Linked DNA regions of Homo sapiens: region 1 is linked to region 2. A link is a contact called in ENCODE Hi-C or POLR2A ChIA-PET data. All regions are on one chromosome and are shown on one strand. The core of a region is the stretch at or near the end of the contact, and the rest is flanking DNA. Distances in the headings are between cores, read along the strand shown.

Region 1 (4,508 bases), core at 439-2,938, 710 kb before region 2:
CATGTCCCCAGGTTATTTTTTCTCCAGAGTTCAAATGTGAAACCATGTTCCGTCAAACAGGATCTTAACTGTAATTTCAATCTTATGCAGATTAAAAAATTAACATTCCATTCCCAGTGATGTTGGCTTTTCCTGGTGAATCATTTGTATGTGACTTTATTTCATGGGGTCTCTAATTACATGCCTCCAGAAGACACAAGGTATCGTAGGCTGCTCTTGTGGCTACAGTTATGACAAATCATGGGAGTGATGCAATAGTTCAGAGTATCTGTGGGGTGTGAGGCAGTGTATGCTAGTGCTGCTTCAAATTGGCTCATGATTGCTGATTGTGTGCATTTCTTCCCAACTCAGGTCCAATAACTTCATACCGGTAGTCTGAAATTGGATATGGGGAGAGTATTTGCACCAAGGAATTTGGCAAACAATACCAGTCAGGGTTATTGATTGATTGACTGACTAATTTCAAGAGAGCTGGCTTACCAGTTCACCACTGGTGTGGGTAATCTATGTCTCCCAAAGAAAGAAATATGCACTTTATTCCTAATTAATATTTACTCATTTTATCCTAGCTGACCCTAAATCAGGTCAGCTGAACTGTTACCTCAGGAGCATGTAAGATTGCAGACAACATAAAGACCTGCATTTGTTGATAAATACATGAGTGCCTTCTAGGTGCTGTGGATATAGTACTGACTAAAGTCAGACACAGTACTTGCCCTCATGGTGCTTACAGCTTGCTGGAGGAGACAAATGTTAATAAAAGAATGCCATAAATACTGTAAAATTCAGCCATGGTTAAGAGCCGTGAAAGACAGAGATGTCATATTACCAGAGTGTGTAAAAGGAGGATCTGACTCAGGGAAGTAAGGGAAGGCTTTTGTAAGAAAGTGATGTTTGCCTGAGATTTAAAGGAACAGCAGGATTAAAATAGACAAAGCTAGCAGGTGCTTAGTACCTGACACACAGTAGGTGCTCATTAAAGATAAATGGTGGGTAAATTATGTTCCGCTCATGCACTGGAATCTCTGTTGAACTTTGATAGCAATTTCCTGGGAAACATGGGTTTCTTTCTATTAAAACACACCACTCCGGGATGACAGCTACGATCTCTTACAAACTGGTTTTCAGGGACCGTTAACACCTGCTCACTGGAAGAACTCCAGTTCTGTGTGAGATCATGTGATAGGAGACCCGTGGCCTTTAGCTACACATCAACCACACAAGTAGCTGTGGTTTGCAGAGTTAAAAAAAAAAGTTATTTTCCTTTTGAAGCCCAGAAACTGCCAGCCTCTGGAGTTGTTGTGACGCTGCCTTCATGTCTGGATGTTTGTTCCCTTGTGTACAGTGACTCATGTTCCATCTTGTCCCTTTGCCATATGGTTTACAGAGGTAATATTCCCTCAAGGAAACAAAAACACAACAACACAATCATCTCTAAGATAGTGGAACTTAGGTTTTGAATGCAATTGTACGTAGAATATGAGAACATTTTGCTTAGAGAAATCAAACATATCTGTAATATACAGTAAAGGTGCTTCTTTGGGGGTGGTGAGAGTGCAGGCGGATGTGGAAAGGAAGGCAGGACACAAGTGTGATTTGGTGAGAGCTGTTGGTGGATATGCCAACTGGGACCTATGGTGGGAGAACCTCGCTGCCTCAAGCACAAATGCACAAAGCTCACACTAGGGGGCTCAGGGTTCTAGGATTTATGGGTTGGGAAGGGGAAGGGGAAGGGTGTCTTCCACCATCTGGCACTCTGTGGTCCAGCTGTGTTAATCCAACCATTACTGTCCTCATGTTTAGCCCACAGCATCAACAGCTCTTTCTTTTTCATTGAATTTCATAAAGGGATATGAAAGTTTTTAATGTCAAAGTTTTGATTCCTATAACCATGTCATCCCCATAGAAGCCAAAGTCTTTCCACATAGTCATCATAAATACCCTGGCCTGGTACTTTACCTCTGTCCACATAATGAGCAGAAAGGGGTCCTCCTAATGTATATTGAATGTATAATATGTACCAAGTATTACAGTTCACCCATCATCCTGTAATCCTTCAGCAAAGCGATGAAGGAGGTGTCATCTCTATTTTATAAATAAAGAAACTGAATTGTAGTGATATTAAGTAGCTCCACTTACCCAGTAAGTGGAGAGCTTGGGGATTTGTGTCTACGTATATCTGCTTTCTTTCTACTATGCTGAAGTGTGTTTTTGTCTCTCTGGGTTTTTTGTTTGTTTGTGTTTTATTGTTTTTCTTTTCCTTTTTTTTCTTTCTTTTTTCTTTTTTTTTCTTTTTTTTTTTGCCATGGTCTAGTCATGGTGGATAAGAATTTGGAAAAAAAATTGTTTAGCTGCTTTTTTGAAACCTCGGACTAATTTTCCCTAGTTTCAACAATGAAGCAAACTCAGTAATAGTGAGTGATGGAGTTCAGAATAAACTTTCTTATCTTCTTCCAAATGTGACTGAAATTAAGTAAAAAGAGGTGCCATTGTTTTTAACACATCACTTAAATGTAAAGGATTCTGAGGGTCTGGAATGTTTAAGTGAAAGTTACCCGTGCTGAATTTCTACTGATGGAATCTTTTAAACAGAGCTGCTAAAAATGACTTATGGTGATTATCGTTGAGACTTCAAAATCCCGAGTGTATAACCACAACAGTAGTCACAGACACAAGGTGTGTAATATAGAAACACAAAGTTCAGAGGCTTTACCAAATTCATAATAAATTTAGAACCCAGTCAATCTAGAGGAAATTAGTATATAAACAAAAATAGAAAACACGTAAGAGAACAACGTTGTATGAAAGCAAAGTGAAAGCTGTTGAATTTGTCTTTCTATGGTATGCTTAAATACACAGAAACACTTTAATGCATCTGCCCAGATTAGTTGATCTTGATCTGTTCATCCCTAAAGTCAATCTGTGGCAGCACATCAGTCTCTCTGTCAGCAGCCATGGGTAACTTTGGCAAGAGGTGTGCTGGGGATGTCAAGTGGCCATTCCAGACACCCTTGCCAAGGGGCTTTCCTGCTGGCCTCAAGGAAAGATACAGTACATTTCCTGGAATTGATTAGAAATCCCTAGGCTGAGGCCAGGAGCTTAATTTTTAAAATATTCCAGACATCGCAATAAACACAAACCTACTGTTGTTGCTTTTTTCCCCCAATATTTGACTGCAGATTTGGTTGGTGCATGTCTTGTTATGTAGATCATCTACCTAAAAAATTCTTCTAAGAGCTTACCTTCACAGGCAATTTGACTTAATTTTTACAGTAATTTTAAAGCCTAACTTGTCTAGTTGAGAGGGAGGGGGAGTTCCAGGCTTGACTCAGATATGTACCAATGTTGCTATTTTAATAAATGAGCTGTAATCACTATCCTCTGCCTGTTATTTACCCTGGATAGTCTTTGCTTTGATAACCCAAAGTCAATCACATAAACTCTTTTTCTTTCTTAGGATTTTCTTGGTGAATTATTTCCAATATATACAATTTTTAGGAAAAAAGTGCCTTTAAGGCACCCTGCATACATGATTTCATTCTCAACAAGGTTGGGTAAAGCCAAAGTTAAATTTCAGAATCTAACTATGTATCTGTCAATCTATATTTATTTATTTTTGTTATTCTTCACTAAATTATGGTTTCCTATCTGTGACTAATACTGTAAATGCTACTTCTAATTTGATTGTTTTTATGGCTGTGATATCATACACAAAATATATTGACTTTTAGTAAATATTTGAGACTATTATTTATGGATAAGGGTTGAGTTGTAAATAAAACCTATAATGCAGGTTAAACAACATTAAGGAAATGTTCATTTTAAATCTTTATACTTATTGAAATTATTTGGTTATACTAATCAAATGTATGAAAACACTCAATATAATTATTATTGTAGATTTCCTTCACAGCAGAAACAAGCTATTACTTTTGGTGATTAGACTGAAGGATTACTTTGAGAGACTGAGGCGGGAGGATTGCTTGAGGCCAGGAGTTTGAGACCAGCTGGCCAACATGGTGAAACCTTGTTTCTACCAAAAATACAAAAATTACCTGGGTGTGGTGCCTCATGCCTGTAGTCCCAGCTACTCAGGAGACTGAGGTGGGAGGATAATTTGAGGCCGGGAGGTGGAGGTTGCAGTGAGCCAAGCTCCAGCCTGGGCAACAGAGCCAGACCCTGTCTCAAAAAACAAAAACAAAAAAAAAAAAGACATTTCAGGCAAGGGGATATTAGGTAAATAAATTAAAAAGGGTTTTATTATAATTATAGAGTTTTTTTAATAAAAAAGAACTAAATAATCAGCCTGTTTTCCCCATTACATGAGGTGAGTTCCCAAGTCTGCAATACAAGCTCAAAGGTCTCATTCAAAGACTTCTCACTGCTCTGCCTTCCCTCTTCATCTGATGCTTCAAACGATTCTTTGTAAGAGCATAAGTCATATAATCTGCAGTTAATGACTATGCAAAAGTGGCTTATGTTTTGAGTTCTTTTATGTCTTTGTATTT
Region 2 (4,428 bases), core at 1,049-3,548:
TCTGCCCTTTAGACCTAGCACAGTAGTACGAAATCACTGTCATGAGCTTCCCGTGATATATCATCCTCAGGGTTGTGGGATCTCAGTGTCTCCTGGAAGGACTAGGCTCAAATAATCTCAGAAAAATGTTTGCCTATAATTCTCATTTAAAGCTTTTAGAGAATTATTTATGTCACTAAGCTTTGGAATACTTTAGCTTTATCATTCATCCATTCAATCATTGAGTGCCTTCTATATGTAAACACTAAGAACATAGTGGTGAAAAAGACAAGAGTCCCTGCCCTTTTGGAATGTCCATGCTGGCCGGGAATATAGACTTTAGACATGTAATAACACAATTAGTTATTTAATTGTTGTTGTGACAAGTGCTATGAAGGGAAAGTACAGGATTTTTTGTGGGGCTGTGAAAGTTTTTGTGAGGAGGTGGCATTTGTGCTTTATTGGTTGATCAGTAGACATTAATTAGTCCAGAGATTGCAAACTCAAATTCCTTTAAGAGATCAGGCAGGTAACACAAATGTGTGCATCTGGCAGGGGTAAGACAACAAGAAATATTAGAACTGAAGGCCCACTGGAGGAAGTCTACTGGCCTTAAGGCATTCAAATTCAAACTTCAGTCATCTCTTGGCTGGCCAAAGAAAAGAAGTGTGCAGCCAAAGACAGCAGAAGGGCTGGCAGTCTGCTGCGATGATTCAGGCAGGAGGACAGCAGGAGCAATGGCCCTGAGGCAGGAAGAAGCCCATCTGTTTCGATGAACTAAGAGAGCAACTGCAGGTGAAGTCTGGAGCCCTCAGGAGCAAGAGTGGTTTCCCCAGGCAGGTGAGGGGAGGACCATGTCACTCAAGGCCTCCAGGGCAGGTGAGGGCTTTGGTCTTTATCTCAAGTCCCCTCGGATGCACTGAAGGGTTTTAAGCAGAAAAGTGAATTAATTGGACTGGCATTTTTGAAAGCTCACTGAGCAGCAATGTTGGAAAAGTTGGAAGCAAATAAATCGATTGGGAAGCTGTGGTGGCTCCTCATCTCTTCTTCAGTTTTTCACCTACATTATTTACATAACTGTCTTGACGTAGTCTCAACCCTGTATTTCTCACTCCAGAAAACCAAGCTGAATATTTTCCTCTTAGTTCCTGACTCTAAGGAAGGAAGTAGAGTCCGGGGGTCTGTGGCCTGGAGTGAGAAGAAGTGCAGTGCAAACTCAGTACCCCATACACGGAACCTTCTATCTCCTGGCTACTATTAAGTGCTGTAGTGTCGCAATGATCGTGTAAATCCTAAGTATTATGGGAGCATCAAGAACAGTTTCCAACCTGCTGGAGGTGGGAAGTCAGCTAAGACTTCACCTACAAACCTAAAAACTTGTGGACTTTATCATTTTGTTTAGCATTTTAAAAAGCAATTCTTGCTTAAAATAATTCTTAATTAGCTGGGTGTGGTGGCGTGTGAGCCTGTAGTCCCAGCTACTCGGGAGGCAGAGGCAGGAGAATCACTTGAACCTGGGAGATGGAGGTTGCAGTGAGTCAAGATCAAGCCAGCTTGGGTAACAGAGTGAGACTCCATCTCAAAAAAATTAAATAAATAAAATAAAATCATTCTTATTGTTTAGGGATTATCTTGTTCAGACTTTTGTCAATTAACATAAATGTACACGATTATATTACTTGTGTGTATAAAAAACTCACATGGTTAGCTTGTCCACTCTCCTGGGAGCACCATACTTGTTTCTTCAAGAACTAAAGAAAAGGGAAGTGCTGCCCCAGAGGCTGACTGTGAGTCAGCACGTCTCCCTGATGGTTATATAAACATGAAAGTTGAAGTTAGGAAAAAATTGAGTAAGCTAGACACATTTGCTTCTCCTTTTAAAAATGGAAATGACAAGCTCTTGCCACTTTCATATGCAGCCGGACATGGTGTATTTGTGTTTCTGAGGTTATTGTACAAGACGAATTGGGTGAGTGATTTGAAGTTAAAATTAGCTCATTTTTGTCAACTTATTTATTTACTGGTATATTTAGGCTCGAAATTAATTTCTTCCCTTTTTTTTGTCTCCCTACAACTTTGTATAAAACAGGTTCATATGACATTAATCCTACAAATAAACCATTTGGATTAGAAGTCATTTCCTTCATGAAAATTACCTTTCTTGACATAGTAATCATTACTTTTTATGATGTCTGTAAATCTAGATTAAAAATTCTCTAGGCTGGAAATAAGATTTAATTTTAGAGCTATTTTGTCCTTGATTATTGACACAGAATCTTGTGGTGTTGAGCAAGGCAGAGGCTGTGTGCTGCAATCTCTGTTGAGGAGGGAAACTCCCAGTGCTCTGCATAGTGAACTGATCACATAGAAGTTTCTTTAGCATGGGAATGTGCTTCCATGTTTCCCTGAAGAGCAAAGTACAGCGGTAGAATGGCAGATCCGTCCAGAAGTCAGTCCAAAAAGATAGATACCATCATGCTGACTGATTCTTTTTCACAATGCTGCTGTGATGCCTCAGACACAAGCCCAAGCATCTACCAAGCTGCTTCTTCCCTCCAAGTGACAAAAAGAAAAGAAAAGAAAATGACAGGTACCATCAGCCCACTTTTTACCCTGATCTATGCGGTCCTTAGCAACCAGAGTATCTACACTGAGGCACGTTGCTGTGGTTGTCATAACTTTGAAGAAAACAAATCTTCAAAGATCTTTTTTATCTTTTCCAGGAAGATATGTCAATCCTTTGATGGTAAAAAGCATTAAAACTCAAAATTGAGAGGCAAAATATATCATATCCCACTAAAAACTCCTTGAGCCAGATAACTGCCAGCATGTACAGTTAGAAGGGTAATAATAGCTAGTGACTGCTGTGTGGAATGTGTTAAGACTTCTAAATATATTATTTCATTTAATTCTTGCAACTATTTATAGTAAAAAATAAGAGGACTGATGTTAAACATGTTAGTTTTGCCTGCACTAAAAGCTTAAAAGAATTAATAATGAGATACGGAACTATCATACACAAAGCATTCAGAAAAGCATTTGTAAATGAATATCTTAAAGGTATCCTTCAACTGACACTTGTTCTGATATGGCTACTTAGTTGTCTCTAAAGCAAAAAGTACATGTCGAGAGGTACTAAGTAAGATAAGAGTTCTCCTTCCCAGTTCTTGCAGGCCTGTGTACTTAATTTGACAAACACATTGTTCCAAAAGTAAGCCATGGGAGCTGGGCATCATGGCATACACCTGTAGTCCCAGCTACTCAGGAGGCTGAAGTGGGATGATCCCTTGAGCCCAGGAGTTCGAGGCTGCAGTGAGCCATGATCATGCCTCTGCACTCCAGCCTGAGTGACAGAGCAAGACCCTGTCTCTAAAACAAAACAAAAGTAAGCCATGGGAGGCAGATGTAGTAGAATGGGAAAAATGGAAATACTAGCTTTGAAGCCTACACTGACCTTCTACTCATGAGTCCCAGCCAGCAGCTGGGCATTTGGGTGCAGGAGAGAGGGACAAGAATACTTCCCCCAGTAAGAGCAAAATGGAATGCTACAATCATAGCCCAGTGGGCAGAGATGGAAGGCAGAGCTTCAGGCACCCAGACAGTATATGTGGGTGTACGGCCTTTCAGAATGTGGCTTATGGCAGTCGGGTGTTAAAGGCTCACCACAGGCACAGCAGGTCCAACCTAGGGAAGGCCAAGGCTGTCAAGGTATTCCCTGCCCTAAAAAGACTTCGCTCAATGTCTCTCTGAACGTAGGCATCTAAACTGGTAAAGTTCAGACTCCTTAGTGCTTGACACTATGGTACTCTTGGGATCTTGCTAAAATGGTGTTGTGAGTTGAATAGTGTGCCCCCAAATATCATGTCTACCTGGAACCTTAGAATGTAACCTTATTTGGAAAACGGGTTTTTGCAGAAGTAATTAGTTAAGATGAAGTCATCTTGGATTAGGGTGGGCCCTACATCCGATTTCACCGGCGTCCTTAGAAAAAGAAGAAAGGACACACCAAGGTACACAGATGTACAGGGAGGAAGGCCCTGTGAAGACAAAGGTGAAGACTGAAGTGATGTAGCTATGAGCCAAGGAGTGCCAAGGGTTGTCGGGAGCCACCAGAAGCTGTTGGAGGAGACCAGGGTGGATTCCTCTCTAGAGCCGTCAGAGGAAGCATGGCCCTGCCCAACGCCTTGATACCAGGCTTTCAGCCTTCCAGCACCATAAGAGAATACGTTTCTGTTATTTTCAGCCACTTTGTTAAAACAGCCCTAGGGAACTAATACAACTGGTGAAATTAAAGAACTCTCAGGATCTCACTCTAGAGCTTACTTCTCACAGCTCCACATCACAGCCAAATAGCCTTTTTAACGATCCAGATTCCATATCTTGTCAATCAGTTAAAAAATAATAATAATTAAAAAAAGGTCCAGAAAGTGCTCAGCACTTTCCCAGGGG

The links. Hi-C counts contacts between places; a loop is a spot of excess contacts on that map. ChIA-PET counts read pairs that join two places held with the same protein, here RNA polymerase II (POLR2A). Pooled maps may share reads with other maps.
Region 1: a loop to region 2 is called in a pooled map, with 3 times the contacts of the local background. The contact joins two enhancer-like sites. A Hi-C loop is called at or near these places in 1 of 50 pooled maps. POLR2A ChIA-PET finds 5 or more read pairs at or near these places in 2 of 52 experiments (BJ and activated naive CD4-positive, alpha-beta T cell).

Annotation. Positions count from the first base shown.
Region 1 is chr6:135,084,736-135,089,243 of GRCh38, reverse strand. No RefSeq gene overlaps it. Among named protein-coding and RNA genes, the nearest start is that of HBS1L, 32 kb to the right of the region's middle. RefSeq lists an enhancer at 462-511 and silencers at 2,864-2,923, 2,934-3,013. Within about 2 kb of position 1,688, at least 7 of the 41 ENCODE cell types and tissues checked have a DNase peak (open chromatin) inside an H3K27ac peak, as active enhancers do.
Region 2 is chr6:134,370,966-134,375,393 of GRCh38, reverse strand. No RefSeq gene overlaps it. Among named protein-coding and RNA genes, the nearest start is that of SGK1, 55 kb to the right of the region's middle. Within about 2 kb of position 2,298, at least 18 of the 41 ENCODE cell types and tissues checked have a DNase peak (open chromatin) inside an H3K27ac peak, as active enhancers do.